Regions from separate parts of the Mus musculus genome. Here region 2 is linked to region 1. The links are chromatin loops, found by intact Hi-C in ENCODE. Cell type or tissue: left cerebral cortex. All regions are shown on one strand. Each heading gives the region's core, and the rest is flanking DNA. Links, peaks and the distances in the headings are about the cores only. Region 1 has its middle 250 kb from the start of Gm51890. Region 2 has its middle 160 kb from the start of Gm33791.

The links. A loop is a pair of places that touch in the nucleus more often than their neighbours do. Peaks named below come from ENCODE experiments on the same cell type or tissue, not always from the same donor. Only the 100,000 strongest peaks of a DNase experiment are listed, where the experiment ranks them.
Region 2: it touches region 1 in a loop (2.7-fold over the local background); 3 of 42 quality-filtered maps call a loop at or near these places.

Annotation. Positions count from the first base shown.
Region 1 is chr11:37,227,861-37,243,530 of GRCm38, forward strand. It overlaps a transcript of Tenm2 not described here. Among named protein-coding and RNA genes, the nearest start is that of Gm51890, 250 kb to the left of the region's middle. In left cerebral cortex, for the core only: no CTCF peak of the experiment used is centred there; DNase peaks (open chromatin) are centred at 5,934, 6,663, 7,192, 7,397 and 1 more place; H3K4me3 peaks cover 2,500 bases; H3K27ac peaks cover 1,592 bases.
Region 2 is chr11:37,427,517-37,443,186 of GRCm38, forward strand. No RefSeq gene overlaps it. Among named protein-coding and RNA genes, the nearest start is that of Gm33791, 160 kb to the right of the region's middle. In left cerebral cortex, for the core only: no CTCF peak of the experiment used is centred there; DNase peaks (open chromatin) are centred at 7,264 and 7,809.

The sequences.
Region 1 (15,670 bases), core at 5,547-8,046:
AAAGGGTAGCAACATGGTGACAAACTTTTCTGAACGTCTTAGGTTAAAAACCTTATTTTAAAAATATAGACATGCATCTACGTAATATTCTTTTACCTAAGCTTCTAGACCACAGGGCCATAATCCTCACACACACATACGCTAAACTGTGTGTGATTCTGTGTGTACCCCATGGGGGCTTAATAACACTTATGAATTGACTGACAAGAGAAAAACCAAGAAATGACAACCTTCCGGGTAGCCGTAACACAATTTTAACTTGAAAATTGCCCAGAAATAGACTTCACAATCTATGGGAACATACACAAATCATATAAAAAGAAGCAGTGCCCCTCATATACCTAGACTGGCCTTAGGGAATAGCTTAGTGAAAAATTGTTGCTGTGGGAACGAGAGTTCAGCCTCTATCTCTATTCACTATTTGGCTTCTGCAGTGAATCCAGCTACAAGCAACGTTTATTCTGCAAGAAAAGGTACTATAAGATAATGTTTAACGTTAAGATTAGAAGAACTATAGAGTTATGCTTAATCTTTAACATGTTTCTCACCGAGTCTACAAGGATCACACACCCTTCCTTTCAATACTCAAGAATCGTGTTGGCATTTTAATTTCTCTGCAGACAAAATGTAGAGGGGGAAAAAAAGAGAGAGAAAGAAATCCTAATCTCCAATGCTGGGATAGCCTCTTTGATAGAAGCTTCCCCAAACCAATGGAAATTAGCAACAAATGACAATTTAGCTAGCACTTTCTCCAAATGACATCCACAGTGTACCTCTGACACCAAATCTTGTTCAGTGAGACCTAGAAGAAAGCTTTCAAGTGTCTTTAAGTTCCAAAGGGGTGTTTTCTTCCCTGAAGTTTCTACCTTGGAAGGTCAGAATGGGCCAGACATAACAATGTACCTGTCCTTTCAGGGGAAGAGGGATATAAATATTTCTCTTATCAATTTGGCTTTGTCAAATCTCCATGAAAGAGTGACCAGTTCAGCCTCCGCCCACGTTGAAAAGAAATGTCCACCTTAGTAAGTTTGCAAAACTATGATGACATGTGGCTAGAAAGTGAAGGGAGAAATGACACTCAGGATTCATTCTGTTAGAGTAACAGGGTAAAAGATGAGATAACCAGGATTGGTTGCAGAAAGAATTTTAAGTGAAAACACAGAAGAGAAATAAGAACCTGCCGGCCTGCCTGCATCTTTCCATACCACCAAACGCCAACTACAGCAACCTCTTTTAAGTGTAGCAATGCTGTCTTACACACACCATCTTATTTTCCATTGTCTAGTATTCCCCTTATTCTCTCTGCCTCTCCCATCCCAGAACTGGGACTGAAGAACAAATGCAGAGCCTTGCCCCTGCTAGGAAAGTGTCCACCACTTAGCTTGCCTTCACTCTTATTAGTCAGCCTCACATTTTACCTCTCTATCCTTTCATTTTGACCCCCAACTTATAATCCTTCCCCTAGATGGACTCCATCATCTACTTGGCTAGAAAATTGATCCTGATTTCCAATCTCCACTTTAAACATCCAAACTACCATGTGTTTCCAAAAAGCTAATGCATTTTAGACTTCATAAGGCTGTGGATTGCATAGAAAAGTCCTATCTTCCAGTTTTTCTGTATTTTCCTATGTCAACACAGATGCACCTTTATTTTCAAATGATATCTTTCTGTCAGGTTTTAGATTCTCACCCTAAGAACAAGGGGAGAGGACAAGTTGATTCTGCCCTCTTTATTTTCATGGCTACCTTATGGAGTTGAGAGATTGATGATTGATCTTTCTTCCACACTCATCCACTGCCTTCTCTGTAGCCACATGCAAATTTGCCAATGGATAATTAAGCAACAGACACATCCAATAAATATAATAAATAAATTTGATTTTTTTTCCTCTTAGTAATTGGTTTCATCTGACTGGCTCTGATGGTGTGTAGGGATATATAAACAGGATTAGAAAATAGAAAAATTAGATGCTGGGTCCTACAAATTGTACCCCCCCCCCAAGCACTGTGAAATGTCTCTGCAATAACTATGTTATTTGTAGGGTTAAAATGGAGAGAAGCAGTTTGTGCTTTCTCAAGATGTTTCAGTCAAAAAATATAAATAAAACTGCAGGAATGACTAATAAAAAAAGTGTAACCAATCATAGAACACATTTTTTTTTAACTTATAGACCCTCTACCCCCCCCACCCCAGCTCACACTGTCTTTCTCTCGAACTTCTACTTAGCTAGTGCTGACAGTCCCAAGCCTTGCTTAAGGTCCCCAGTCCGAGGTATCACATGAGCCAAGGCTACATGAATAGAAACATCTTGAACATACTAGAAGACAGAGAATGCACAGATCTCTGTGTACAATTACTGCCTAAGCAAATACAAAAATGAAAGGAAATTAAATAACTCTTCCAATATACCCTACACAAAGAACACAGCATTATCTTGCTTTGTAAAGAAAGCACCTATTTCTCTTCCCATTTGAGTTCCTGTATATCCTTTTGACTTCAGGCTGCTTCTACCACCAGAGGCACAGGACCTGGCTTGTGTGTGGGAATCACAGTCCTGACCATGCAGGAATAAAGTAAGATAAAGACTAAAATGCACTGTAGTATAGTTATTGTTTTTCTGCATTTCTAAGTAATTTCTACTGAAATGTGTAGCGAATATTCAAATGCCCCGATATTTTGATATTTTCAAGGCTTTAAAAATGATCATGGTTAATAATTTAAAGCCAGTTGCAAAAAGTCTGTAGTAAAAAGTATGCTGTGGTGTTCCTGATACCCAGATTTCTATAGGCACAGGTAAGGAGAGCTTCTGTGGTGTGTTTCCTTCTTGGAAACCATTTAAAAACCATACTTAAGTTGTTTTCAATACTGAAATTTTGATGTAGCTTGAAGAAACGATCCAAATACAATCAGAAGTACTTAACATCTATGTTTTTGAAATGATTATTTTATAGTATAGGATGTTCTTAATCTCTGCCAAAATGATGTTCCTTTCCCTGTATACGTCTTCTACATGGACTCTATGCCTCTCCTTGAGGCAGGAGAGATCAAAACATTAGGTACCAACTAAACTGGAAGCAACAATAAAAAAACAGCATTTCAATATAAGCATCTACCAAATGAATCCTGCCTCTGTCATGATTTACAATCAATATACCACTCTGAGTTTCGACTTTACCGCTTTCATATGACTAATACTCTGGCTTTAACTTTTACTTTCTAATAAGTAAAGACTGAGGAACCTAAATAAATAAATTAATTTATGACTTATTCTTTTGAGCCACATTCCTAAATTCATTATTACTTGTTAGGGTACAAATTTCTCTTTTCTATAAATACAAAGGTCATACTAACTGAGATGTATACCGCAAAATGTCTAGTGTGATTTATAAAACAAGCCTAATCTTATAGAGCACTAAAAGGAAAATACTCATGGAATAACATATACTTTCTGAAAGCTGAGTTATAAACTTTTGCAAATCTACATTGAGTTCTCCTGAAATGATAAGAACAAGCAAGCAGAAAAACTTCCCAAAATATCTATGTCCCAAAATATGTGGCAGAGCCACTTCCGAGAAGACAGAGTAGCAGGGGGCACAGCCCACAAGTCAGTAGAACTGCAGATTCAAGCCTCTTCCAGACTGCAGGCCAGTCCTGGGACCTGAGCACCTCAGAGGAACCAGCTCTCTTCCCAAACACACAGCACTGTAGTTTCCAACACAGACTTGGCTGTTCAGCACTTATCATGCATGTATATCCTAGCACGGGCTACACGCTGTTAGTAATATGAAGGACGTAGTCGACTGGTCCATCCTGGTCACATTGGTCAGAGTGGTAGGGGGCAGAAATCTTTACCAGGAGAAATAGACTTGACTTTAACATATCACATGCATTGTTTTGTTTGGGATTCTCTTTATTATACTTACAGAGTTAAAACACCTGCTCTCTTTTCACTCACAGGCCAACACAGTACATAAATACTATGCATACCCCATCAATTCATTTTTGCCTATAAGGATTGTCATTCTATGCTGAGGGCAGAGGGCAGATGGACCAATGGAAGACTTTCAGGAAAAACAAGACAAAACAAAACCAGAACAAACAAGAAATCAAAAGGAACTTCATTTTGGGGACAATTTCTTAGAGTTCTTCATGGTTTGCTATGGAGGAACTGATTTTTGAAAGCTGTACTACTTCAAGTTCAGAATCACACTGGGGGTATATATTGAATGGATTCTGCAGAGACAGACGGATTTTAGTGAACGAGTTATTTGCTTCTTTAGCTTATGAAGCCTTTGGAAATATCAGCAAGACAACTCTCAGTGTATCTAAAATAATTAAATTAGCAAGTGCTTTGTCTTTCTTAGCACGGAAAAGAGAACAAGAAAGTAAAAACAACTACATGTTGCTGATAGCACACATTCTTAAACAATGGAACCATTTCTTTTCTAAATCAAACTAAACGCCAGAAAAACAAAGGCTACTTTGGCAAAGCTGCTACACAAAGAGCAGATACTTCTGTTCTCAGCAGAAGAAATTCTTTAAAATGACTGGTAGGGTAAATACACATTACTTGCAGTATTCCCTGATTGCAAAATTTATCTCATTTCATCAAATATTGTTACCTATCTTTTCACTGAAAATACCTTTTTAAAAATGCAAGTATCCAGGTTCTATCTTTTGGCTGAAAGTCTCTTTCACTTCTTCTGGGTGTAGAATGGAGAGTGTGAAGAACACATTGAGGTTAGCAAGAGTCAGTATCAGATCAAAGACTAGAACTGTTACTCCATGTCAAGTAATGAGGAAAAAAAAAATGCTTTGTCCATAGCCATGTGTGAGATAAGGAGTTTGACAGTAAGTCCTACCTCTCCAAATCTTACTAGCAGTTTAACTTTTAGCCCTCAGATGGGGAGGGATATATTTTTTAAGCCCTTGGAAATGACCTTGATTTTATTTCAGCAGAAATCACCTCTCCAAATCAGTCAGGTCAAACGGAAAAATCTAGGAATGGGCAGGGCAATGCAGGTCCTCCTTTAAAGCACACAGGTACATTGAGGATCCTTTCACTCATACAACGAAAAAGAATGGCAATCAATGTTAAGAAACAGTCTGTAGGTCTAGCAGAATCAACACTTTGGACATGCAGAGAAATCTCCATTCTTATAAAGATGGGAACAGGAACTCTAACAATAGAGTCAGACAGAACTGTCAAAGTCTGTGAACCCACAGCCTCAGACACCTGTCTTTCTACACAGCCCTCTTTAAAAAAAAATGTTACCTTCTCTAGGAAGTGCAAGGCTTTTTGCACATACTGACATGTCACTAGCAGACCAATTGAGAATGAACTCCCTAATTTACCATCAAGATGATGATACTATTTTGATACCTTAACCTGAAATCAACATCAGGCGCAGAAGTTAAAGGGTCTTAGTGAAGATTTAAGGACAAGCTTAATGATAAAAAACAACAACCACAAAAAACCCCAAAACAAAACAAAACCAAACGTCAGTGATGCCAACAAGCCACAGAAATGCTATCATAGAGAACCATGTTATAGTAATGCAAATCCGGTTAGTGGAATAGTAGCATAGCTTGTCATTGAGTCAAAAGCATAGATGTGTTTAATAGTTTAACAGAAAAATATCCGAGCCTTCTAGAAGTTGCCAGGAAACTAGAAGTGCACAGAGGGTTGGGGTGGAGAAACAAGCCAAAATAAGATAAAACAAAAAACAACTCTGCAGGAAAGAAACGTGTTCCCTAAATAAACATACTCCTGGGCTTCAGAGGTTGTGAGGCTGCTGAAATGGAAGCTAATTGTGATGTGTGTATTTAAAGGTGTGCATATTTTGCCCTATGGACCCATCAAAAGAAGACTTGAGCTTGCTCAGTTATCTCTTAGTGACCATGCCTGGAAGTGTTGTGGACTACTACTGAAGCTGCTCTGCGTGGGGTACGCTGTCCTGGAAATGGTCACAGGAGGAGGAGAGTAAGTTGCTTTAGAAACCTTATGGTCAGAGGACTAGGATTCACTATGTGCATGCAGTTTTGTTTCTTTATGACTCCTACAAGCAAACACTCCAGTCAAAAACTGTCCTAAATGAATGGAAGAGGAGTGTTTTTCTCCTCCAATTTAATCAAAATGGTAAACTTAAGGGCCCATGAAAATATTCTAAAATGGCAATATTGCTACCTCAAGAGAGTCCTGAGTAAGAAGTACTCTCTTTACAAATAAGATGCCTCTTTTTTATTAGAAGCATACACGGGCAGAAATAAGGCTCTGATCTCAGGAATTTTGAGAATGGCTTTTGTCAACCCTAGGGGAAACAGCACAGGTGAATCAGTGTCATGGTTTAAGGTAGCTTTTCTCTTATGTAAAACAGAACCTGAAGAGTTGACTTAATTTACAAATGGTTTCTTTTTTTCTTTTCTCTTCTTTTCTTTTCTTTTTTTACTCCTGAATATACTACCTGCCTTCTGCAGTTCTCACAAAGCCAGTTAAGTTTGCATCAAAGCAAAGTTTAACAGTATGACTGCAAACCAAGCTTCCCATACCATGGCAGCCTGCTGCTCTGGAGGTGACTACCATACAGTAGAGGCAGTCTTCGTGACAGAATAATATTCTCCCTGGGCAAAGCCCATGGGCCTCGGAGCATCCCTAACCTGAGTCTCCCACCCGCGCTTAGATCCTGAGCATCTGAGGGTGAGAATGCACGAGCACCACCCCCCTTCCTGCCATACACTTTCCATGATCCATTTCATGTCTCCATGGCTGAGCAGAAATTCTAAACTCCGGCCCTTCTAAATGACTGATTTACCTTCACTTATTGACCCTTCAATTTTTCTACTGAACAGGAACTGAAAACTTAAGGGGAAGAACAAGGAAGACAAATGAAATATCGTAACTACTCAAAACCCTCTAAAGGACTCAAATTATTTGACTGCATCAAAGAACTATTAAATGTGATATTAAAAATAATGTTGAACATGGATCCTGGCAGCAAGGGTGGCAGAGTGAATTCTGGTGTTTTAAAGAAAAGAGTAAGGGTCCAATTTGCATGCATTATGCTGGCTATTTTAAATAATTTCATTCCATGTGTACAGCAGAAACTATTCTCTCTCTCCCCATTTGACAAGATGCCACTTCAAGTAAGAGCTGAGAAAGGGCTGGTCTGAGGTTAGCAAGCTCTGTATGCCTCACAGTTTTGAATAAAACAATACCAGCATCCTTCCTGCTTCTTCAAAGCCCTAAATTTATTATTAAGTAAATTTAGCCATAGCTCAGTCAGTAGAGTAGAAGATGCACCGAGCCACTTATCTGTTTATTATCTTTGCAAGCCACATGAAAAGCCGTGTCTACTATTGCTTCCTGCAAATCTACAGCAATGTAATGCAAAAACAGCATTTTAAAGAAATTCTCTTTCGGAATGCCAAGGATTCTTCCTGCAATTTTGAATATTTTAGGCAGCGTGTACCGTACAGTAGGTCTGGAATCACTGACATTGGTCACGCTGTTAAAACTGAGTCAAACCGCCTTGTAATCCTGGAGAGCCGATAACCTTAAACATCAATGCAATGTTAAAATGAATCCTAAAAGAATCCCTATAATTGCGATGAACATTAGAAAGAAAAGCGTCAAGTCCTTCTGCAGGGAAATAACAGCCGACTCTACCAGTCTTCCCCTCCCCGCCCCCAAACTCATGCAACTAATGATGACCTCCCGAAGTGCCGAATTTAAATGTTCCAGCATTCATCTGAGGATGAAGGGAGAAAAAAAAAAATACACAGAAAACCATGAAACAAGTTGCAAACTGCACAAACGCAAGGCAAGGGAGAGAGAACTGCAGCGATTCAGGAGCGATTGCAGAATGAAGAGCAACAGAAAGGAAACGGGGAAGAAAGAAAGAAAGGAAAAAAAAAAAGAAACAAGGGGGAAAAAAGCCTTAAGCATTAAAGAGTAAGAAGTGAAAAACATTTACCAGCAGCTCGGTCAGTAGCTTCGCTCCCTGACACCATCTACATAGAGAGAGAACTTAGCCTAGAGTCTTCGGTCCCAGCTCGCTTTGGAGCAAAATTCCTTCACTTCGAGGGGACAACACACACCCTCCAGAAAGAGAGAGAGGGAAAGAAGGGGAAAAAAAATAATCCCAAAGATCTAGCCAGGCTTTCTCCCTCCTCCCTCTTACCCGCCCCCCGACTCCCCAAACGGTGCTCGCTGCTTCTGCACAGTTCAGGCTTTGCTGCGGAGGCGCCGCTGCCGCTGCTGCCGCGGCTGCCGCTGCTTGCGGCTGCCGCTGCTGCTGCTGGAACTGCTACTTCAGAAACGATTAGGAGGAGGACGCCCAAGCACGACCTGAGCCTGCGAGCCACCCAGGACCAATGTGCAACCTGCTCTGGAATCAAACCCATAACACACGCAACGCACACCCAGTGGCTCCTGCACGCGCACACACGCGCCCGCCCGCGCGCCGCACAGACACACACGCGCGCACACACATATAAACTCGCGCGCGCGCGCGCGCACACACACACATACACACACACGCAAACACACACATGCAAACACTCGCGCACACTCGCGCACACAGAGGCGCAGAGCTCCGCTCTACGGCCGCCCGCCCTCCCGCGCTGTCCCTCCGTGGGAAGTGAGAGCCAATCCCCTGCCCCTAGAGCGCGCACAGGCCCGGGCTGGGTTGGTGCCTTTAGATCTAAGGGGTAGCGAGCCCCGGAAAGGGTTCTTGGCTGGTAAAGAGGGGCGCTAGGGGAACGTGTACCCCTTTGTCTGCAGAGATATCCCGCCCCCCCCCGCCCCCCTCTTCCAGCCGGGCGTTTCCAAGAGCAGAAACTGAGCGCGCCAAGCCCGGGCCTCATAGAGTTCAGTTCGGTTCTGGGCTTGTCCCGGGCAGACCGGGTTCCCTAGCTGCACGCACCGAGGACTCTGCTCTGCTAAACCCGATGCACCACGGCTGCAACCGGGGTTCTGCGAACTAGGGAGCATCGCCAGCCTACGCATCCTGCGGACTCCCGGAGCCTGCCCCGGCTCGCGAGCATGCCCAGTGCTCGGCTGGACCCAGACCGTTCCTTCCAGGGTTAGGAATGCAGAGCGAAGCAGAGGAGAGGGCAAAGCCCAGGGAAGACCGGGTTTCCTGGAGCCTTCTCAGCTGCAGCCTTGCCTCCTCTGGATTGCCAGGTGGTGGCCCTAAACCTGCCCCTGGGGGCGCGGAAATAGGGAAGCGAGGCTTCCAAGCCTCAGAAAACAGTTTCTTTTTTTGTTTGTTTGTCAGAGAATTCCAAAAGAAACGGCTGATTCAGTTTTGGAATAATTGGGGGGGAAATGCAGCAGGGCCTGGCAGTTATACTAGTAACAACAGCTAAACGTGTACTGCCTGGTTGCCATGTGCAGACTCATGCTTGCGCTGCCCATGAATTATTTGATTTTATTCTGTCCAGAGACTGCATGGTTAACCCAAATGCAAATGGGGCCCCAGTATACTATTCCAAATGCCAGTCAATTATAACTGGATGCCTCCCTAAATCTAAACTCCCGGATCTGACTCTAAGCCACTGGAGAGAGAATGCAGCATAGTTACGAGCCCTGGGCATTTCCACTAAGGGGAAGACCTGGTGGACGGCTGGTGATAGCATTCTCTGGCCCCTAGCTGCACCTGGCTGGACTCCAGCAACATGCAGACCTTGAAAAACTACATGCCTGATTTTTGCCAATGTTTTCATAGAAATGACATTAATGCTGCTTATGGCTTGGCTGAGTAGTGGAAGTCCTTTTCCTACGCTATACACAAGAGACCAAGAGCCAGATAGGATGTAACCTTCTTTCCACAACAGGAACAAGGATATGGTTTACCACAACCCAAGGACCATGCTATTTTGGCTGAAATATGTTTCATTCTTAATTGCATCCCGGATAAAGCCGTGATACACAGACATAGTATTTTAATTTCATTCAGCAAACACGGCGATTACCTACTAGCACTTGTTCCCTTCAAGGCTCTGTCTTCGAGGTGACAGAAGATGACAGACACCCTGCCTGTATTCTTTGAGTTCACATTCTAGCAAGAAGGTGATCATATGCTTGTGATGCTAATGAGGAACATATGCAGAGAGCTTGTTAGGAGTTTCTTCCCCTCCCTGCCTTCATCCTGAAAACTCGTATTTATCCTTCGTGCTCAGGAGAGACCTGTGATCTCTCTTGCTAGGGCAAATTTCCCTTATTATAAGTTTTCATGACATGTTTGTTTTCTTTTAAAAAATATTTTGTAGGTGCAATTTTCCCCTTGTGATATGATATACCTTTTAAGTCCTCTAACAAAGTCTCCAGACTGTAGGCTGCACGATTAGAGGAACGAACCAACTTTTATTCCCCAATTATGCCCCACAAGATGGCAGATGTCACCGCCCCCAACAAACCACATACTACTTAAGAAGAGGGATCATTCTTATGGTGTGAACACTTTTTTTTTTTTTTTTTTTTTTTGCCATCTAATAGATGAATAAGTCCAGAGAGGCTGGGCAGGATGTCTAACCCAGGGAAATGGCAGAGAAGGACCCTCACTCAGATCTGCCCGCTGTGAAAGTCCACATGGCTAAGGTCCAGGCCAAGCAAGCTGCTTCTCCCGCTACTACTCAGTAGCTAATGAGGGAAGTGAGGTAAATCCGGGATTGTGTTACAGAGAAATGCAGAGGCAAACAATTCAACATAGTCAACAGTAATAAGGCAAGCACTAAGATTATTGTAATTCTGCGCCTCCACCAAACACCAGGCCCTCCAATATTATCTTGTCAACAATTCTGTACAGGTTCTAATACTACAGTTTGAGAGATGAAAAGAACGAAGAGCCTTATGACTGGCAAAGGTACCAGATTGGAAACCCCAAAGGAGACAGGACACATCAATCTCACCCCATAGCATCACCAATGACCCTTTTCCATTTACCAATGGGAGAGCTGGAATTTGAACTGAGGTTTATCTAACCAAAACCTCAGAGCTGCCTGGTGATGCAGGTAGAGTTTGTGCAGTGTTTGCAGCTTAGCACTGCTGGTGCCTGGGTGCATTTGTAGGTTCACCAACAGAAAGATCTGATTCAGAGACTTAGAGCTGTCTCTCACAGCTCATGGCCAGAACGCCGAGTTAGATTTTGAATGTAGGCCTCTCTTCCTTTGTTTAGAGGAGTGGCTCCCATTTTCCTGAGTAGGAGAGGCAGTGCCCAATATGTTCAGAGGCTTTTGGCTGGGGAACAGAGGAGTTCTGGAGAAGAGGAAGCTCTGTGCACCACCCTTCCCAGCTCTACCAGCTAAGTTCCACCTTTACTGTGCCCTGTCCCTCTGCTTGTGCACGTAAGAAATTGAACACAAAAGCTCCCTGCTTTGCTGGTCACTTGCACTAACAGCAAGAGGCACAGGCCCCAGGAAAGAGAAAAGGTGCATTTTGTACAGCTTTGCTTGCAGCAGTGTTAAGCACACTTGTTGACAAAGGAAAGGTTTGATTCCAAATGGGAAGCTTTTGTTAAATACCTTTGCATTGGGATTGGTGCATGGGCCTCAGTGGGGGTTAATAACCTATGTTAGTCAATCTTAAGACGAAGATTCTTAGATCTTGAACAAAAATATTGCTGTCTATTATATTCTCTACCATATCTCTAGTGTCCATCTCCAGGTTTTTAACGTGTAGGTACCGGAGCCACACACCCACAAATTGTATCCACTTAATATACATACTTGACAGCTGTGGACGTATGCATCTGACTACATATGTATCAGTCCTTAACTGTGGATTTATTTCTGCAATTGTTTAGCTTCTACCTTGCCCTTCACTAAAGTTCTATGAATGAAGCAGGTTCAAAGAAAAAGAATAAACACAAGCTCCTCTTCCCTTCTTTCTCAGGAAGAAATATATTCACAACAGAATGCTTCAATGGATAGTAAGGTCCCTGGGATTTCTGATAAGACCTTCCTGTGTATATGTTAGGTTGATTTTTGTCATGGGGCAGCAGAAGGTTTATTCGTGCTGAGAATAATTCATTAAGAAAACCATGAAGGGCAGCCTGCAAGGAAACAGTCCTGAACACTTGAAGTGTTTCTTAGTTCTGTACTCTGGCAAAAAGATAGAGATTTCCAAGCCTTTTTGAAAGTCTTTTATATTGGTTAATATTGTCAAGTCGATAGCATATACAATCACCTAGAAGTATTTGAACAACCATGAGTGATTACCTAGACTGTACTATCCTCTGGCAATGTTAGGGAAGGCTTGATGAGGTTAATTGAAGTAGGAAGAGCCACTCTAAATGGGAGCCATGAGGTCATGGATTTAGCAGCAACAGCTCTCACTGGCTGCATCCTGACTGCTGAAGCAATGGGACTAAGCCTTTTCTCCAAGACCCTCTCCATGATCCCTACCATGATGAACTGTATCCTCAAACTGTGAGCCAACATTAACCCTCCCTCCCTCCCTCCCTCCCTCCCTCCCTCCCTCCCTCCCTTCCTCCCTCCCTCTTTCCTTCCTCCCTCCCTCCCTCCCTTCCTTCCTTCCTTCCTTCCTTCCTTCCTTCCTTCCTTCCTTCCTTCCTTCCTTCCTTCCTTCCTTCCCTAAGTTGCTTCGATCCTCTGTTCTGTTGAAGCCTGGAGGAAAATGACTAATACATAGTGTAAGACATTCTACAGCTCAGCCTGTTATCTCCTCCTGCTTTGATGAGGAATGAGGGGAAACTCTTGGGAATGTGGTTCCAAGCAGCCATATCAATTTCATGCTTCAGTCTTCACCCATGTGCTCCAGCATTTGAATTTTTGTACCTTGTAAAGAAAGAGATAGCTGATGGGTATTGGCCGTGAAACTGAAGGTAGAGCCTCTTTAATGATAATAATATATTTTTCAAGAAATCAGTTAGGTAAAGAAAAAAATGATGTCTAAGCTGATGATATAAACATAAAAATATCAGACTTTTAATTTTGGAAAAAAAATCCCACCTCCATACATTTATCCAGAACCTATTATTTTAATTTTATGCAGCATTCTAACAAGTTACAAGCCCATGGGGAATTGAAAGACAAATGGTAAACCCCTATTATTAGAAAATTAATAACAGAAAGAAACAGAGACTAAGAAGACTACATTTAAATATTCTAGAATGCATTTGAAAGTTTTAACTCATAAGCAGAAAACCTCCAACATACCACATTTCTACGGAGCTTCTGGTTAGCCAGGATTATAATAGCATAGGATATCACATAATATTAATGACGACGTTGACTTTAATACTGTGCTTCAATGCCTATGACTCGGGACAAAAATAAAGGCTGTATTCTTAGCCTGTCACTTCAGCTGTCTATGAGATGGCAAAAACTCACATATGTGTTTCCTCTCATAACAAGTACTTCCTGGTAGATCTCAGAAATGGTTTGGAGACAATTAGTAAGATGTTGGACATCATATTGACTAATGTGATTAATCAGTTATGGCAAATAATGGTATGAACAGGTATAATACTGCTAAACGGATACATTCCCAGAACATACAGCATAATTACATTCCCTAACTCATATCCTGTATCCATCTTCTTACGTCTAGACCCTAGCTGAAGTCTTTGACTCCAACCCAACTGCCCTTTCTTTGGTCTTCTTTCCCCATCTTATTTTGCCACCAACTAGTATTTCTCCTCCTCATTCCCACAGACCAATTTCTCCTTCAATATTCAGCTGATGATCCATTTACTCTAGGAAACCTCCCCCTAAAGCTCCACCCAGAAAGCCTTTTATAATGCTCCCTGAAGACCCTCTGTTCACCAGCCCTCCCTTCCATTAATATTACTTGTGTTCCAGCTGGACAAGAGACCCTTTGACTGAAATAACTCCATCTAGATCATCCTTGAATCCATCACTGTGATTCACAGAAAACCTTGCACTGAATAATGTGTGTGTTATAAGAATGTATAAATACATGAATGGTGGGTGGTCAATAGTTGCTGAATTAATGAACATAAGAGTATGGTCACTACTCCCCTGATGTGTCACACAAAGATTAAGTTATATTTTGTAGGTTAGAAAATAGGCCGAATATTTTGGAGGCTCTATAAGTAGCCAGACTTTTTAAGGATATGATATAAAACACCAGCATGAGTGACTCTCACAGAACAGTAGATGTGGGCAGCTCATGATGTTGACACTTGAACAGCAGGAAGGGGTTGTCATGAATTTGTTATGGGGTCAATAAACAAGCAGGTAAGGACAGTAGCTTCAAGAATCTTAGGTAACATTTGAATGTATTTACTCTCAATGGGCAAAATCTGAAAGGATTGTTTGTGCTTTTGTGTGTGTGTGTTGTGTGCTCACATCTATGCTTTGTGCTTGTGGGTGTGTGCTCACTTCTGTGCATGCTTGCTGGGTGCACAGAGTGTGTAGGGCCAGCAGAGTTTCTACAAGATCTGAAATGTCTCCAAAAAAAGAAACTGATTCCCTTCAGGGAAAAAGAACACATCACTGAATAAATAATACCTTTCAAGAGGCTTTAATACATTGTAAAGAGCATTTTTACTGATTGGTAGAAATTCTTTTTGATTAATTAATTAGTTAATGTTTTCAAAGCACTTTCAAGATGAAAAACATTTCACGAGAGCTCCGTAATTTTTTATTTTTCCCATGTACATCATTTTTCCACGTTACTGGGTTTGTTTTTCTCATGGATTGCTCACCAAACCACGTACCCTAACAGAGGCATGGTGTGGATGATGCTGAGGGAATAGAAATTGAGTTGGGTTGACAGTGAGCAGGGAATAAAAAAGAAAACAACAGCAACTACAACAAAACTCTTCCAATGTATTTAGAGTTATGTTTGAAGTACAATCGTCTAAGCAAATGACAGCACTGCCATGCTGTAATCTAGCCATATCATTTATTTACCAATCCAATTCTGTTTGCTCCCTAGCAAGCAATGTACACATTTATTTTTTACAAAGCCTGGATTGATAGCTGTATGTTTAAGAAATAGTGATAACCAACTTTTATTAATTGCTTAGTTCAGTCTAGGTCTTGTTCTATAACTCTGCATATAGTAATCAGTATGTTTTCTCTCCAACAACCATTTGAGATACTATTATGATAAGCATTTGCTGATGGAGACAATGAAGACTAGAGAAGAGAATTCACTTACAACAGCCATAGGTAGTTTTATGTGGCACATTCCAACACTTAGCTATGATGCAGGGAGGAAGAAAAGAGTTAATGAATGGGAAAAGAAAAGAATGAAGGTTAGAAGGTAGAAGTGAGTCTACTTCTAAGGAAAGAAGAAAAAAGGCAAATAAGAAGAATAGGAGCTAGAGCAAGTGAGAAAGAGCAAGAGAGCAAGAGAGCAAGAGAGCAAGAGAGCAAGAGAGCAAGAGAGAGACTGGGGAAACAAAGATGTTCATTGTTACTGTTAGGAGTTCTGACCATGCTCTCCCTCTACAATATGTGAAGCCCTCACTATTATGGTGAATCTTCATTGAATGTTGATGAAATTCAGAACTACATACCGGGCATGCTCAAGGGCTTTTCTCAAAGGGCATTTCCAGAAATGGCTAGCTGAACACCTTCCCTGAACGTGGCAGAACATGTCCTGTACTGAATATCAAGGAGCCAGCAAACTCACTGCCATCTCTTCATTCCTTTCTGTTTTCAAGATGCACAC
Region 2 (15,670 bases), core at 5,841-8,340, 200 kb after region 1:
CAATACCAATTCTATAGAAAATAATGGGATTTTCATGCTTTATATTTCTTGGCACCAATTATCATCTTGTTATCCTAAGAATTACTCAATTATTAATTTTGGATTGAATTAACATTCTCATATAGGATGTAATCAACTTTTCATTCTAGAATCTTATTCTCATCCTCATGTGCAAACAAAAATCTAATTCCACTATTTTTTTCTTTAGATAAATATCCCACTGTAGTCTAACCCTCTTGGGATCCAATATTATACTAGCCAGTCATTGGATTCCAGTGTACATATTTAAAGTAGAATGAACAGCTCCACATAATTCAATGCGCAACTGAAGGAGCCTATGCAAGGGTATCCTGGAGCCACTGCGTCTACCTGCTCTGTGCCCAGGGAGAACATGAAAATGATTGTGTAGCCTCTGGCTTATGGGCCAGAGCACTTTGAAAATGCTGAATGGTATAAGAGAGTTATGAGGAGTCTTGACATGGCATGATGGTATCAGGAAAAACTGAAGTTTAAAATTAGCATGTGCTTATGCAGACAATCAACCAGGCTCACCTTGCACCTATTTTTGATTAAAGTATGGATGGTGGAATCGAGAGACTCAAGATAAATTGGGCATGTGACTGTTGGCACAAATGAGTGAAGCTAACATGATTTTCCTCCTGCTGTGTATTTCAAAGACCTAATATCTCCAAAGCTGGGAAACAAACACAAATATAATGCCTAGTACAACTTCTTCTCTGTGATAATATATTTTCTTGTAAAAGGAAGCATTCGTGTTTCTGAGAGTAGATACTTAATGAAACACCCCTTCTTAATTCCACATAGGAGAAAGGATTTAGAAGATTACTATTTAATTCTCCTTACTTTGTTTGGGAGGGGGCTTTTAAAACAGAATTCTTAAACAGTAAGCTTCTATAATAGTTATTTACAAATCATTTATCTCACTCGTTTGTAAAACCAAACATTAAAATATACCCGGAAGATCAGCCACCAGTACCTGTGATATTATATTAATCATTTGGGAATGGTTTTTGAAATGGGGTCTCCTCAGCCACACACACATACACACACACACACACACACACACACACACACACACACACACACATACACACACAAATGCATGCATATCTGGAAGGGAGAAAGGAACCAATTTTTTAAATATAAATATTTTACCATCCAGCTGTTGATCCCCTTCTTGGTGCCTCCCTCCCATGGTTCCTCATCCCATTCCTCCTCCCCCCTGTTCCCAAGAGAATGATCCTTCACCACCAGACCTCCCCCATGCCTGGGTCCCTGGGGCCTCAAGTCTCTCAAGGATTTGGTGCATCTTTTCCCAGTGAGGCCAGACTAGGCAATCCTCTGCTATATATGGAGGTTTGGGGGAAGCTAGGACCAGCTGCTGTATGCTGCCTGGTTGGTGGCTCAGAGTCTGGGAGCTCCCAAGGGTCCTGGTTAGTTAAGACTACGGGTCTTCCTATGGGGCTGCCCTGCTCTTCTACTTCTTCCATCCTTCTCCTAATTCAACCATAAGCATCCCAGACTTCAGTCTAATTGTTGGGTATATGTGTCTACATCTTTCTCAGTCAGTTGCTGTTTGGGCCTATCAGAGGACAGCCATGTTAGGCACCTGTCTGTAAGCATTAGCCTTGGTGTCTCCCCATGAAGTGGATAGCTAGTTGGGCTAATTCTTGCTTTTCAGCCCTCCCTGGCTATATCCTCTGAAACCAGTGACTAGTTCTTCTCTCCATCATGTGTCTATCTTTAGCAGTGTCAATTATTATTCATCACATTCTGGAAATTATAATATTTACACTGGAGAGACTCTTAGGTATTTGGGACATCTGAAAAACCTGTCCTCCTAGGTGCTCTGCATCCCTAATGTCATGGGACAAAGAGCTTGTTAGGTTTCTCTGCCACAGAACAGTCTTTTTTTTTTTTCTGCTGATACACGAGGAAAAGCTGTAAAAGAAATTTACAATGGGACTTACTTACCAAGTTTATCAATAAGACCTTCGATATTTGTATCCATTTTGTTTCTCTGAGGGCTATTACTAGAAAACATACTTCGCGAATGTCTTTCTACCAATGTGCTTGTTGGGAGCCAGTTGTGTTTTTCTGCATGTTCATACCACGTTTTGCTTGAGGCTTCCATTTCCAAGGATACCTACATAGACACAACCTCAGCAGGCAGAGGTCTTGCCTCCCTCTCAAATGGCAAGCAGATCTGTTTCCTCACCAGGATGATGAACATATTATCTCTCTTCAGACAAAGGTTGGGAAGGGTCAACTCTTTGTAAAGTCAGGAGTTCTCTAAGCTTCTGACTCTCCCACTGTGAGGTGACCCATGCTACATGGCACATTCACCTGGTCCACCCCAGCTCACCCCTATGAGACTCTGAGAGAAGTAAATGGGATTGGGAATGTATGCATCCTGCTGAGCTATGGGTCGTGATGAGTCCTAAGTCAGGGCCTACGAGATAGTGTCAAGCTAACCTGTTCACATTAAAGGACAACTTTTACAGTTCATGAAAGTGTTCACTGAGATTCTGGCTTCTGTACATACCATGTCATCAAGTCTTAGTTCTGCCACATACAGGTTATATAGGTTTGATCTCACCAAACACTAGCTTGGTCCTTGCTAAGAATAGGACTTACTGATTATTCTACTCACTTGCCATGGGAAGTTGTCAGTAACACTAGTAATTTAAACAATAGCAATGGGACTGGTATATACAATTGTATCAGTAACACTAACAGCTAATCATAATTTATTGCTTGATAGATGCCATATGTAGTACATACCTTATTTATTCTTTTCTCCACACTTGCAAGTAAAATAAGATTATCAGTTCGTATTAGAATTTTACCTTTAACTACTGTTTAGGAAATCCAAATAAAATCATGGGTAGTAAAACATACAGAGATCTGTAAACAGAATTGCAAAAGGAAGTCTGCTTTTATTTATTTGCCTGGCTTTCATACAATGTCCTCATGAATCTTCCTCCTTGCTGATGTAGTACTGTTTGTCTAGAATTCTTTTCCTCACTTCTGCAGATACCTCTTTGTCCTTCATGATTCAGCTCTAAGTTGTTTTAGGGAAAAAACCATTTCCCTTCTTGAACTAAAATATGGTTTTCTTTTGTTTCACTAGTAGGGAAATGAGAGATCACTCTATTGTTCATTTCTTCTTAATTTCAGTACTGGTGTTTTAACCTTGAACATGCTAGATAATTGGTCTACCACTGGACTTTATCCTTATCCCAATCTTATGTTTTTTCTTTTGAGACAAGGTAACCAAGTTGTTCAAGCTGGTCTTGAACTTTTCTGTGGTACACACAGGCCTTGAAATTGGGATCCTCTTGCTACAGCCTCTTCAGTAGCTGGAATTTTCAGTGAATACCCACAGACTGAATGATTTACCCATTTTAAGCCCTGTTTCTTATGAATGTTGGGGGAGGGGTCAGTGTCCTAACTCCTATGTTAGGAGGAAGAGTGCTATTATTCAGTTCTCTCTTGCCTGAATATTTCTGTAATACTAACAACCTTGAGCCCCACATTTATGGAACTTCTCTGAGCCTTTGAAATGAGTTCAAACTCAGAGGGAAGGAGGCAGTAGTTTGGATCCTCTAACACAAATAGGGTAAGTTCTTCCTTTTTTGTTTTTTGGTTTTTTGTTTTGTTGTTGTTGTTGGTGGTGGTGGTTTTGTTTTGTTTTGTTTTGTTTTGTTTTGTTTTGTTTTGTTTTGTTTTGGTTTGGTTTGGTTTGGTTTGGTTTGGTTTTCAAGACAGGGTTTCTCTGTGTAGTCCTGGCTGTCCTGGAACTCACTCTGTAGACCAGGCTGGCCTCAAACTCAGAAATCTGCCTGCCTATGCCTCCCAACTGATGGGGTTAAAGGCATGTGCCACCACCGTCCAGTGGGTAAGTACTTCCTTTATCTGAAAAGACTGGTGAGAATGACAAGTCCAGATGTAGAGAAAACCACAGCATCCCTCCCCAGCTCCATTTTCCTATTCACGGTGTCAGTCTCGCCATCACTTTTTCTACAAAGCTTTAGAAGCCAAGTGGTGATGAATGAATAACTGTAGAGAAACTCTCTTTTGTCTGTCTGTATGTGGCACCTACCAATAATAAATTTGAAAGCCTATGGCTTAGGCAGGAAATAGGAGGTGGAACTTTCAGGAGGCAGAAAGGATCCTGGGATAATGCCAAGTAGGAGATTCACCAGCTAAGATAGGACAAGACTGATTCAGGACAACTGAGCACAGGTAATCATGGAAGAAAGAAGATTAGAATAAGTGGATTTTTAAATTATGATCTAGTCAGAGAGAGAGCTTTGCTATATGACCAAGATATTTGTAAACATATTTTGTGTCTGAGTCTTATTTTTGGGAACATGGGGCTAGGGACCAGGCCTAAATTAAAAAAAATAACCATGTCTTGAAAACGTACCTCATGTCCCCCTACCTCCCTCAGCTATCCTCTTAGCAATATCAGAGCAAACTCATTTTTCTGGTTTCCTATATATTTTCTCACACACCTGAGCCAGGGTATAGTAGTAGGTGTAGCATCCTTACTTACTATATAGTGCAGTAGTAGTATATCATATATCCGGAATATCAAATGTTTACATTGTGATTCATACCAGCAGTAAAATTTCAGTTAAGTAATTTTCTGGTTGGGAGTCACTACATTATGAGGAATGTACTAAAGGGTCACAGCACTAGGAAGTTGAGAACCACTGATCTAGTGTTTTATGGTACACAGTACACAGTACATAGTACACAGTATATAGTGCATAGTATTAAGAATGTGGTAGATTCTGGGACAATGATACATGAACACAAATAACTTATAGGATTGTCTTTGCCAGTTTTGTCAGCTCAGCAATGATATTATAATGCTCAGACTATTATAGGTTCTGCTACTTGATGGGTCAGCGCCAAACCCAGTGCATGGTGCATCAACACTTGTTTTCTCATGCTCCTCTGGAACAAATGGTAAATGATCAATATTAGATTAATGAATGTCCATATCAGGCATCCAAGTAGGCCTGATATCTGAGAAAGGAAAAACCAATATCTCACCAATGATTTTTCACTTTATGATACCAAAGGATCCATCCCCCAGCCATAAAATATCCCAAAAGGCAAAGTGGGAACAATGATGACCTCCGTTGTTACCTATGATCTGTAGGCAAACATTACATCTTTCTCACATTTTTGTCTTGATCAATGTTCTGCTTTTCTGGTTTCTTCTTTCTAAGATGGGTGCTCTGCTCTTACACATGCAACTGAAAATATGCACAAGTGCTGTGGTGCATGTGCAATAACGCTCAGACGTTGCAGCTAAGCAGTGGGCCCTGAACCTCGATGAGTCAGATTGAACCCTTTGGTCCAAAGATGCTCTGCACTGCACTCTGATAATGAAAACCTGAACTTTTAGTTGAGTGTTGTATAGATAGCAGTTCATTTGCTCTTCACAACAACCGGGTGAGATGGGTACATCAAGTTTTTGTACCCTACCTAAGTGAAGGTGGTCAGTAGAAAGTCCAGGGTTAGTATTACTCTTTTGGATCAAGGTGGCAGAACGTTTAAGAGGTAATTTTCATCACAGTTTGGGAAGTGTATTTTGACTCATGGTTTCAGGATGTCTCCATCCCTCATATTTGGGAAAGAGGACTCATGGCTCCAGGGACTGTGGTAAAACTGATTTACATGATATAAGATAGAAAGAAGAGGGAAAATAGAGATTCAAGGGCAAGATCAAAGCATCACAGACTTCCTGTTTATGATCTATTCCCAGCAATGACATGACCTTTCACAATTTCTTTATGAGCTGGGTGCTACTTGTTCAGAACATGAACCTGTGAGGCACATTTCAAACTCAAACCACAGCCTGAGGAGCAATGGGAGGTCTCAGGGCACTGGAAGTATGCTTTCTACAGGGATTATTGGAAACAGGTTTCTCCTCTCCTCATGAAGTCACTGTACCCATTTTCCTTACCATCATGCACTGCCTTCCCATAGTCCCAAAGGCAATAGGAACAACGGACCATAGATTGAAATCTCTGAAACCAAAATAAATCTTTCTTTCTTATAAACTGATTACCCTCAGACATTTTTTTTTTTTTTTGGAATGTTAGGAAGCTAAATAACGAAGAGAAATGACATAAAGCAGCATTTGGGTGCCCAGGTTCTGTGATTCAGTGCTTCTTAGACTGCTTAAAACAAGTAACCTCAGGTTCCTGAAATTTTTTCATCTATTAAGCTAGTAATATTAATAGTAATAATACTTCTTATATACCATTTCTCTGAATACTAATAAAAAAAGAATGTGGATAAAAATTTGTCCTTATCATATTAGCAACATGAAATTAAACTGGGTTCTAATGAACAACTAATTTATAATTCTAGCAGGCGTCATACACACTTTTCTATGAATGTTTGTATTTTCACACTAACTTTTCACTCTGGAAAAATGAAGTCAGTGAAAGTGGTAAAAGGAAGCCCACGCCTGCATGGAAATTTGTCAATTCGTGATCCCCTCAAAACATGAGCATTTTGGAACTAGAAAGATGATTTAATCTTAGAGTGTTAAAGGGGACCCTGGTTCAGTTTTCAGACCCACATAGAGTGGTTCATAACTACCTGTGACTTCAGTTTCAGGCATTCTATTGCCCTCTAATGGCCCCACTGCATACTTACATATAGGTGGTGCACATACACACACCCAAGCTCCTCCAAGCATACATAGAATAAAAAGTTATGAACAAATCTCCTAAAAATAAAATTTCATTTTTCAAAACACTCCATGGATGTCTAGATGAACTGCAGCAAACATAGCAACTCATGACCTCCCAAATATGAATGCTAAATTATTAGTCTGGATTCTAGAAACTATAACAATCCTAACATCTAGATTCAGATAGCAGCCAGCTGCTGATCTTGTTATAAATTGATGTTGGTCGGTGGAAGAGGTCTGCAGAGGAACGAAAAAAAAAAAAACTTTCTGCTTTTATAATCTTTGGAGAGGAAAAAAAACAACATGACACATGAAGACTTGTACACTTGTGATTCCACCAGATTTCTTCACACCTGCATGCATATAACACATCATTTTAAAAATTCACTCACAACATTTGAAATTGAATTCATTTTAACTTGGGGAAAAAAAATACCAAGAAAACTGCTAGCTACCAGTGGCCAAGGAGGAAGGCTCTTCCATACAAGGAACAATTTCTGGAGTTCTGTGGAAAGCTAATTTTGCTCTTCTTTTATTTATATTGCATATATTTCACAAGTTCCGTAAGCCTCCATCCCACACAAGACAGGGAATCTAAGTCTCGAGAAGTCTGAGTTTCCCCAGCATTTCACAGTTACCAGGAACACCTGTGCTAAATAGTTTTCTGTGTATCAGCTGTGAAAACTCACACTGTTCAATAGCCCTCCAAATTTCCCATTTAGTCCCCATGTTAGAAAGTTCCAGGGGTCTTACAATGGGTTATTGTTAAATGCCTGGAAGATAATGGTTCAAGAACGTCATAATGGATTTTGTTTTTTAAACGTACCAGAAAATTTCACCTACATTGCTTATAGACACTGGCTTTCACCTCTACGGAGACCTGCCTTATTTGGAAATTAATTAAGCAGAAACTAGACGGGCACAAATACCATAACAGTCTGAAGCTTAATTAGCAAATGCTTTTTAACTTCACAACAGATCTTAGCCTTGTTGGTTACTTTGTCTCTGAAAGGAGGAGAAAGCCAAGCGGTTTTCATTCTTTGCTTCTTTTCAGAAAGGAAACAAGCGTGGAAATTTAAAAATAGATCAAGGGATGCTCACAGGGCAGCTTCCTAGCAACCTGGCTGCTTTGCTAGTACAGGAACAAGAGTGGCCTGCAGTCTACCAGGTGTGTCTGTAAGCCACACCCACGCAGAGGAGACGTGGATTGGGGTGGGCAGGGGTGGCGTGGGGGGAGCAGCACACAGGTCCCAGGGCCACAGAGGCTTCCCACGTCCTTCACTGTGATCATCTAGAGGCCAATGACTGTTCTTAACAGGTTTCTTCATGACAATCCCTACTGAGCTGTCAGCTCACCCACCAACAGAGCAGAGGGGCAGGGGTGGGAAGGGCTCTTTGGTCATCAGAGAAAGGCAAGGAGAGAAATTACTTCCGAAACGCTTGCTGTCTAATAGTCAAAACTCATGGCCCTGTCTTTTCTTTATTAAATCACAAAGGAGAAAATGAAAAGATGGAATGTTTATTGGTAGTCTTTGTGCCTGGAGCCGTGGAGCTTGTTTTTTGAGGCTCTGATGTGCAGAAGAAAAAAAAAATCCCCTGCATGTCATATAGCTGCAGAGTACAGACACCCTGGTGCGCACTGTGAAAATATCATAGAAAATATGACATCAAATTGTCTGCCTACAATGATACCATTTCTTATTAAAATAAAAAGAAGAAAGGTATAGAGACTAACAATGTGTTTCCTTTCTCACTCAGTCTTCAAACACGAGCAGCTACCTGAATGTTCAAGATGATAATGCGTGGCCTTGTGTCAAAGTGAATAATTAAGAATTAGATGCCAGCACAAACATATTCTTGACTCTTTGCTACTTTTTCTCATTGTGGGGGGATAACATTCCCAAAATGCCCCTTGACAGAAGCTGCCAAGAACATTAATTCTACTGAATAGTTTCTCTTTCCTGTTTTTGTAGTCCTCCCTCCTCCCTCCTTTCCTGCCTCCTCCCTCCTTGCCTGCCTCCCCTTTTCCTCCCTCCTTCCCTCCCTCCCTTCCTCATCCCTCCCTCTCTCCTTCAAATAGCCAGTTGTTCACTAATTCTTATAGGGCATCATTCTGTTTTTGTTTTGTTTTTTTTAACTTGTGAAGAAAGCAGTAATAGAAACGTAAACGAAGGCATCCAGTGAATGTTTACTTTATTGTTATAAGGTTTTAATGAAAAATCATTAGTAGTCTTGTTGAAACATGTGTGTGTGCCCATGACATCATTCTTTATGCCCTTAGAGGTAACCAGTACCCCAAGTTACCTATCTATAATTTCCAAAGCTCTCATTATATCTTCCTTGCATATACACACATATATACACAACACACACACACACACACACACACACACAATTTCTTAGCTTCTAGGAAAGTGCTATACCATTGAGCTACAACATCTCTCACACCTCATAAAGATTTTTCTAAAGTAAAAACAGAAAGTTTAAAGGAAGAGATAAAGATGAAATACTATTGTTTGAATATATCTCATTAGTAGTTTAAGACTTTTTCTTCCCCTAAAACATGTTTTGCAAAAGGGATCTAATGTGGCAAAGAGCCATGTTTTTTGCTTTGCATGTTGAGTAGACTCTGAAATGGAGCCCAGACTGATAGCAATGGCTTCTTAAACAGTCACAGTTTCTTGGTGGTCTAAGGTAGGATGATTCAAGTTTAAAGCCCACAGGAAGTACACACTGAGTTCCAAGCTGTCCTGAGAAATTGAATGAGACCCAGTCTCAAAAATAAAACAGAAAGAAAGGAGGGAGGGTGCGGTATAGCTCAGAGGCTTAAGTACTTTCTTGACTTGCCCTAGGCCCCGAGAGTAATACATAATTAATTGACTCCAAATAAACAAATAAGGTTAGGAAAAAAGAGATAGTTATGATTGCATGTGTGCCAAACAAAGGCACACACCTCTTCCATTCTTCTAGATGTTATTTGCTTCCACGTCTCTGACTAAGAAGGCATGGGATTGTCATCATGTTTATCATCAGCTCTGGTGTATTTTTAGAGAAGGCAACAGAGCTGGATGTTTACCTGGTGCTACAGTGATTCACAGTCTGTTTCCATGATTAATTTTATAATTTTTTCCCCTCAAACAGGTGTTCTTAATCATTGTCATTGATAAAAAAGGAAACCTCACAAATCATTGGCTGTGCATACTAAATCACGGGATGTATGCTTCTGTCTCGTCCACTAATTACACAGAGATACTTTCTGCTTAGGTGCAGCTCATAAATTCCTGTCTTCTTTAATGTCATTCAGCTATTCTTGTAAACTATTCATAAAGGGTCACAGTGATTATGATTGTAAAAGGTTAATTCAAAGTCTAGCTTAAAACAATTATTAAGACAACTTTAAAAATGGGTTGGAGCAAACCATTTCGGAACTTTCAAGTACTTAGACTCAACTCCTTTCCCTTTCCCACCTGACACACACAGTATTTTCAGCCACAACAATCCTACATCAACAAAAAACTTTTCCATGAATCTTATTTCAAAGGAAGTTCCCAGTTTTTAAAAAATATGAACTTCTTTCATGCTTAGTGTGAAAATATCACCTTTACTTCACAGAGACTTTTTAAGTATACCTTTAAAAAAACATGTACCTTAAAAATAACCTACTCAAACATGTCTTGGAATAGAAGAACTATTTGAAATTTTCTGCCAGTAAGAAAATGTGATAATCTGTATGGGGACAAAAAAGTCTTACAATCTGTCTTCATTTTGTTATACCGAGTACAGTGGTCCCTTTTGTTTGTTTGTTTTGAGACTTTGTGTGTGTGTGTGTGTGTGTGTGTGTGTGTGTGTGTGTAGTCCTGGCTATCTTGAAAATTGCTGTTTACACCAAGCACGCTTCAAACACAAAGATTCATCTCTCTCTGTCTCCTGAGTACTGGGATTAAAGGGGACTACCCTATATTTTCATAGTCTTACTTTCTTCAACTCACTCCTGTTAAAATGTGTAATATGTGGTTTTCTAACTTGACTGAAATTTTACATGCACTGTTCATCTGGTACCGTATCCATGCCACAACAATAATCTTAGCTGGGCATCTTTTCTTATATTCTATTAACAAAGTTGTATCATCACTAATTCTACTGGTTGACGGAATTATTCGTATTTCCTTAAAACATGATTTAGATTAAAGAAACTGTACAATTATTGAAAAGATATTCTCTTGGGAATATCTTCCTTTTACTTGCTAAAAGTAAAACAAATAAGGAAGACCACAAAGCAAAGCAAAACAAAACAAAATTAACCAAATAATTAAAACTCCTGTCTAAATGTTATGGAACAAAATTCTCTCTAACATTCTAAGACTGGAACAGTTATGATACCTGTAAATTTCTCAAAGTATCTATGTAAGTTCGATACGTAATAATTTATTGTAGCATTTTTGTCAGTATTCTCAAGGTGCATTGAAGTATATATTGATGAATGCAAGTTTTTTTTTGTTTTTGTTTTTGTTTTTGTTTTGGTTTGGTTTGATTTGGTTTCTGTGTGTGTGTGTGTGTGTGTGTGTGTGTGTGTATGTGTGTGTGTGTTTAAACCTTGTTGTCCAGTAGCCGGCAAAACAAATATGTGGCTTCTTATTTCTTGCTCATAATAAAAACCACAAAATAGCCTTCTAAAATTTAATCATTAAGTGTAATAAAATTTTGTAGCACACTGAAATGAACACTAACATATTTTATTTTATCCCAGAAATCACTACAGAGGTTTGCCTTCAGGTTCCAAGAGGTGAGATTTTAAATGTCTCACTATTTGTCAAGGCTTTCATTCTAGAATTAGCTAATCGTAAGACATAGCAGACACGTGGGGCAAAGATGATCCTCAATAATAGTCAATATATATTCTGACATAAAGTGCTCTTTGAATTAGCCTTGTGGCATTAGCTTTTCAATGAGCAAATCTGATTAGATAGTATTAGTTTCATACCTGGTCTTTGGAGAGGCCCAACAAGAAGCTGACTGAGGCAGATGCAGATGCTTACACCCAAACAATGGACTGATATTGGGGACCCCTGTGGTTGAATTAGGAAAAGTCTTGAAGAAGCTGAGGAGGAGGGTAACCCCACAGGAAGTCCAGCAGTCTCACCTAATCCAGATCCCTGAGATCTCTCAGACACTGAGCCACAACCAGGCGACATGCACAAGCTGCTCGGAGCCTCCCTGCCCCAACAGACATATGGCTAGCAGAGGACTGCCTGGTTTGACCTCAGTGGGTGAAGATGCCTTTAACCTTTGAGAGGCCCCAGGGAGTGGTGAGGCCTGCAGGGGGTGGGGTGGGGACATCTTCTTGGATACCAGCGAGTAGGAATGGGATGAAGAACTGTGGGAGGTAAGACCCAGAGGAGGATAACAACTGGACAAAAAAAAAAGAAAGAAAGAAAGAAAGAAAGAAAGAAAGAAAGAAAGAAAGAAAGAAAGAAAGAAAGGAAAAGAAAGAAAAAGAAGAAAAAGAAAAAACAAAGATTTTCAGTGGAAAAAAAAGCTTTCTCTAGAAATGTTAGAAATGTTAGTTCAATTCTCAATTGTTCTTGGTACTTCTTTCACTTATGAGTATGGCCAATCTAAAATTTTATACAGGAGTCTATACTTATTGCTTTATTTTTGATTTGGTTTTGCTATATACTTGTCTAATTCATTGAATAGACACAAGTTACAATGTATTGCGATGTATTTATAGCAGATATGAGAGTACCGGACCTCAGTTGTCATGCCTTAAGTGGTTTTCCCATTCTTTCCTATGGATGATTTAGGATGATTAAAATATAAAATATTATGAGAATAAATTCTATCCTCTCTGCTCATACATATAGTAAGCGTACGTGTAACTTTCTATTTCTATCTCCTATTTGTTGGGTGTATTGAAGGTGTATTTGTATTTTGATTTTATTGATCTTGGTAATCAGTTTAAATCATTCTAACTCAGGTTTACATATCCATCAAAGAGCTTAATCAATGTTTCACTCCTCCCAGTCAGAACGATTCTCTAGGACAATTAAGACCAAAATTAACACCAAATAGAAGATGATCCATTTTTATTGAATTCACTGTTTATTGCATGAAAAGCAAATTAAGTTAAGCATTCAACACACATATATTTCCTGCCTTGCAGGATTTCTCCTGATTTTGTCAAGTATTTTCTTAGTTTTACACTTACTGTGAAATAACTGTGTGGGTGAATGTATATGTTATGTGTACCCGGAAATATAAGTGACAGTACCAAGAAGTGACAAATCTCAAAGCTTCTGTACCACGAGTGAAAGAAACACTGAGTAAAACTAAGAGACAGCCCAAAGAGATGAATATTTTCAGGCCATAAATTCAATAAGGGTTTAATAACTAGAATTTAAATATTTTAGCAGTAAAACCTCATACACAATCCAATATAAATTATGGGCTGATAAATGTTTAGTCTTTTCTCTAAATAAGACAAAAGGGCACAAAATATGTATGAAAACAATGCTCAAATTTTGCTAACAATCAAGGTAAACACAAATAAAACCATAATGAGACAACATATTTCAATTTAAATAATTATTATCAAACAACAACAGGAAAGCAAGTTATCAAGGGCACAGAGGACAGAGGGCTCCTGTATTTTCTGTTGGGGATGCATTTATGAGAAACAGTATAGGCAGGTACTCCTCAGTAGACTGAGCATAGAAATCCCGTAGAACTAATGATTCTATTATCTGTATGTTCCCAACGAAATCATCAAAGCAAAGTTTTACATGCATTTAAGGTGTTTAATGAAGCACAAGTCAGAAAGTCAGACACTGGTACACAATCAAATCAAATGTCTGCCAAATGATGAAGGTACAGAAGAAGGGTTGTGCGTGTAAAACCCAAAGACTTTGCAACCCTAAGACAATGAACTCTTTTCACTCCTCAAAAAGCAGAGGATCATGACACTACACAAGGAAGGCAAAAGAAGAAAAGCATTGTACCATCCCCATTCACATGTAGACTCCTCAAATGTTAGTTGTTGAGTATAGATTACCAGCTACCAGACACAAGCTCTTGGTGTGTATTCAGTCACTGAGTGAAATATTTTAAGTAGATACAAAAATAACTTTTTGCGTTCTGTGCAAGAGTTCACTGACTATGGCTAACAATAATCATTGTATAGCTCAGAACAGCTACAATGGAAGATTTGACAGGACTTATAATGAGATAATGAAAACTCAAAGTGCTAGCTAGCTCAGCCTGTTACTTAGTGTACATTTGAATCACCCTATCACATCTTACCTCTTAATTATGTATGTACATTTATATCTTAATGCCTCCCAAATTAACACACACATATTTACAAACTGTGGTTTGTATTTTTGTACTTATTTAATGAGTCCCAAAACTTATGGGTTGAAACTTGCTGGCTAATGTTCTCTATAGGTAGTTATTAGACCATAACTTTCCTTCCTTGAGAATGAAATGGCATGGCCTTTTAGAAGGGCTTGAGAAAGAGGATCCTGTCTTTGGTTGGTCATCTGGTTTCTGTCAGGAAAGAATCTAGTATTCTCTTCTTCAGAGAATATCCTTCAGGGACCATCTTGGAAGGGAAGAATCACTCTTACCAGGTGCTGGTGACTTACTATAAAACTGTGTCAATTTAAATACCTTCTGTTCTGTCAGCTATCCAGCTCATGGGATTTTGTTATAGCAGCATGAAGTAAACAGAAACAAGCAGACCTGATGGAAAATGAAGTCAGGTAGGAGAGAATATATAATTTAGGTGGAGTGATCAAAGAAGGCTTATTACAAGAATCTTACATGAAAGGATGGCATTTGAAAATGAAGAAACACTTGAGTCTGGTAATGAACAAATAGAGCTAGATCATCCTGCGTGAGTCCACAGCATTCTTTAATAGGTTACCATCTTAGACAAGCTTACTCATTAGCAAAATTAGCAGTTTGGAGGGGATGTAGGGTACAATGATGCAGTGGGAGATGCCATAGCAAAGACAGCAGCAGACACTCTCCAGTAGCTCCATGGAGGACAGAAAGAAAATAAGACCTCCATGACATGCAATTGCTGTCAATATTATTTTTAAGAGCCTTGGAAGCCATGATTTAGAGATTCTACGGTGTTTTAGTAGCTATGGTGCAGGCTAAGAGGAATCTAATAGATTTCAAAAGTTGGCAGAAATGAAAGTAAAACATAAAATAAGAGATAAAGAGCCATAATTCTTTCCTATATGTTTATAGCATACTAACCATGATGTTAAACCTATCTGGATTTAAAACTCAACTCAGATATTCACTACCTGAACCGTTCTGAGAAACACACTTCACCTTTCCAACTGGGAGTTTTTACATTTATAAAATATAAATATGAACAGATGTTTGGTGGCAAATGTGTGATTAACACGACGCTTGGTGCATTGAAAGACTTGATCAGTTTCAGCTCAGTATTATTACTTCATTGGTACAGCAAGACTTTTTTTTTGTTTGTTTGTTTCATGGAAACCTGGGTGATTGCAAACTTCTAAATGAAGGATCCTTTCTCTCAACATTTGCAATCCGATTTTACAGTAAGATAGTATTTAATCCTGAGTCATCTTCTTTAGAAGTAGAGTATTTTTATCTCAGAACAAAGAGGACTAAAGCAACGACACCCACAGTTACCAATTACTGTTTGTTAGAGGAATTGTTCTCACCTAGTAATGCATTAATAAGCAGTTAACTGAATTACTCTTTCATGAGTGATGCAGGCATTATTGACCTCTTCTTCTGCTATGAATGATGGTGCTTTAAAGACAATACATTGGCATAGGATACACACCACAGAATTAGAACATTTACCCATATTGTTGAGTCATTGAAGATTAAGATAACCCCTGACCCACAAGTTCTGTTTCTTCTTAGCCACCCAGC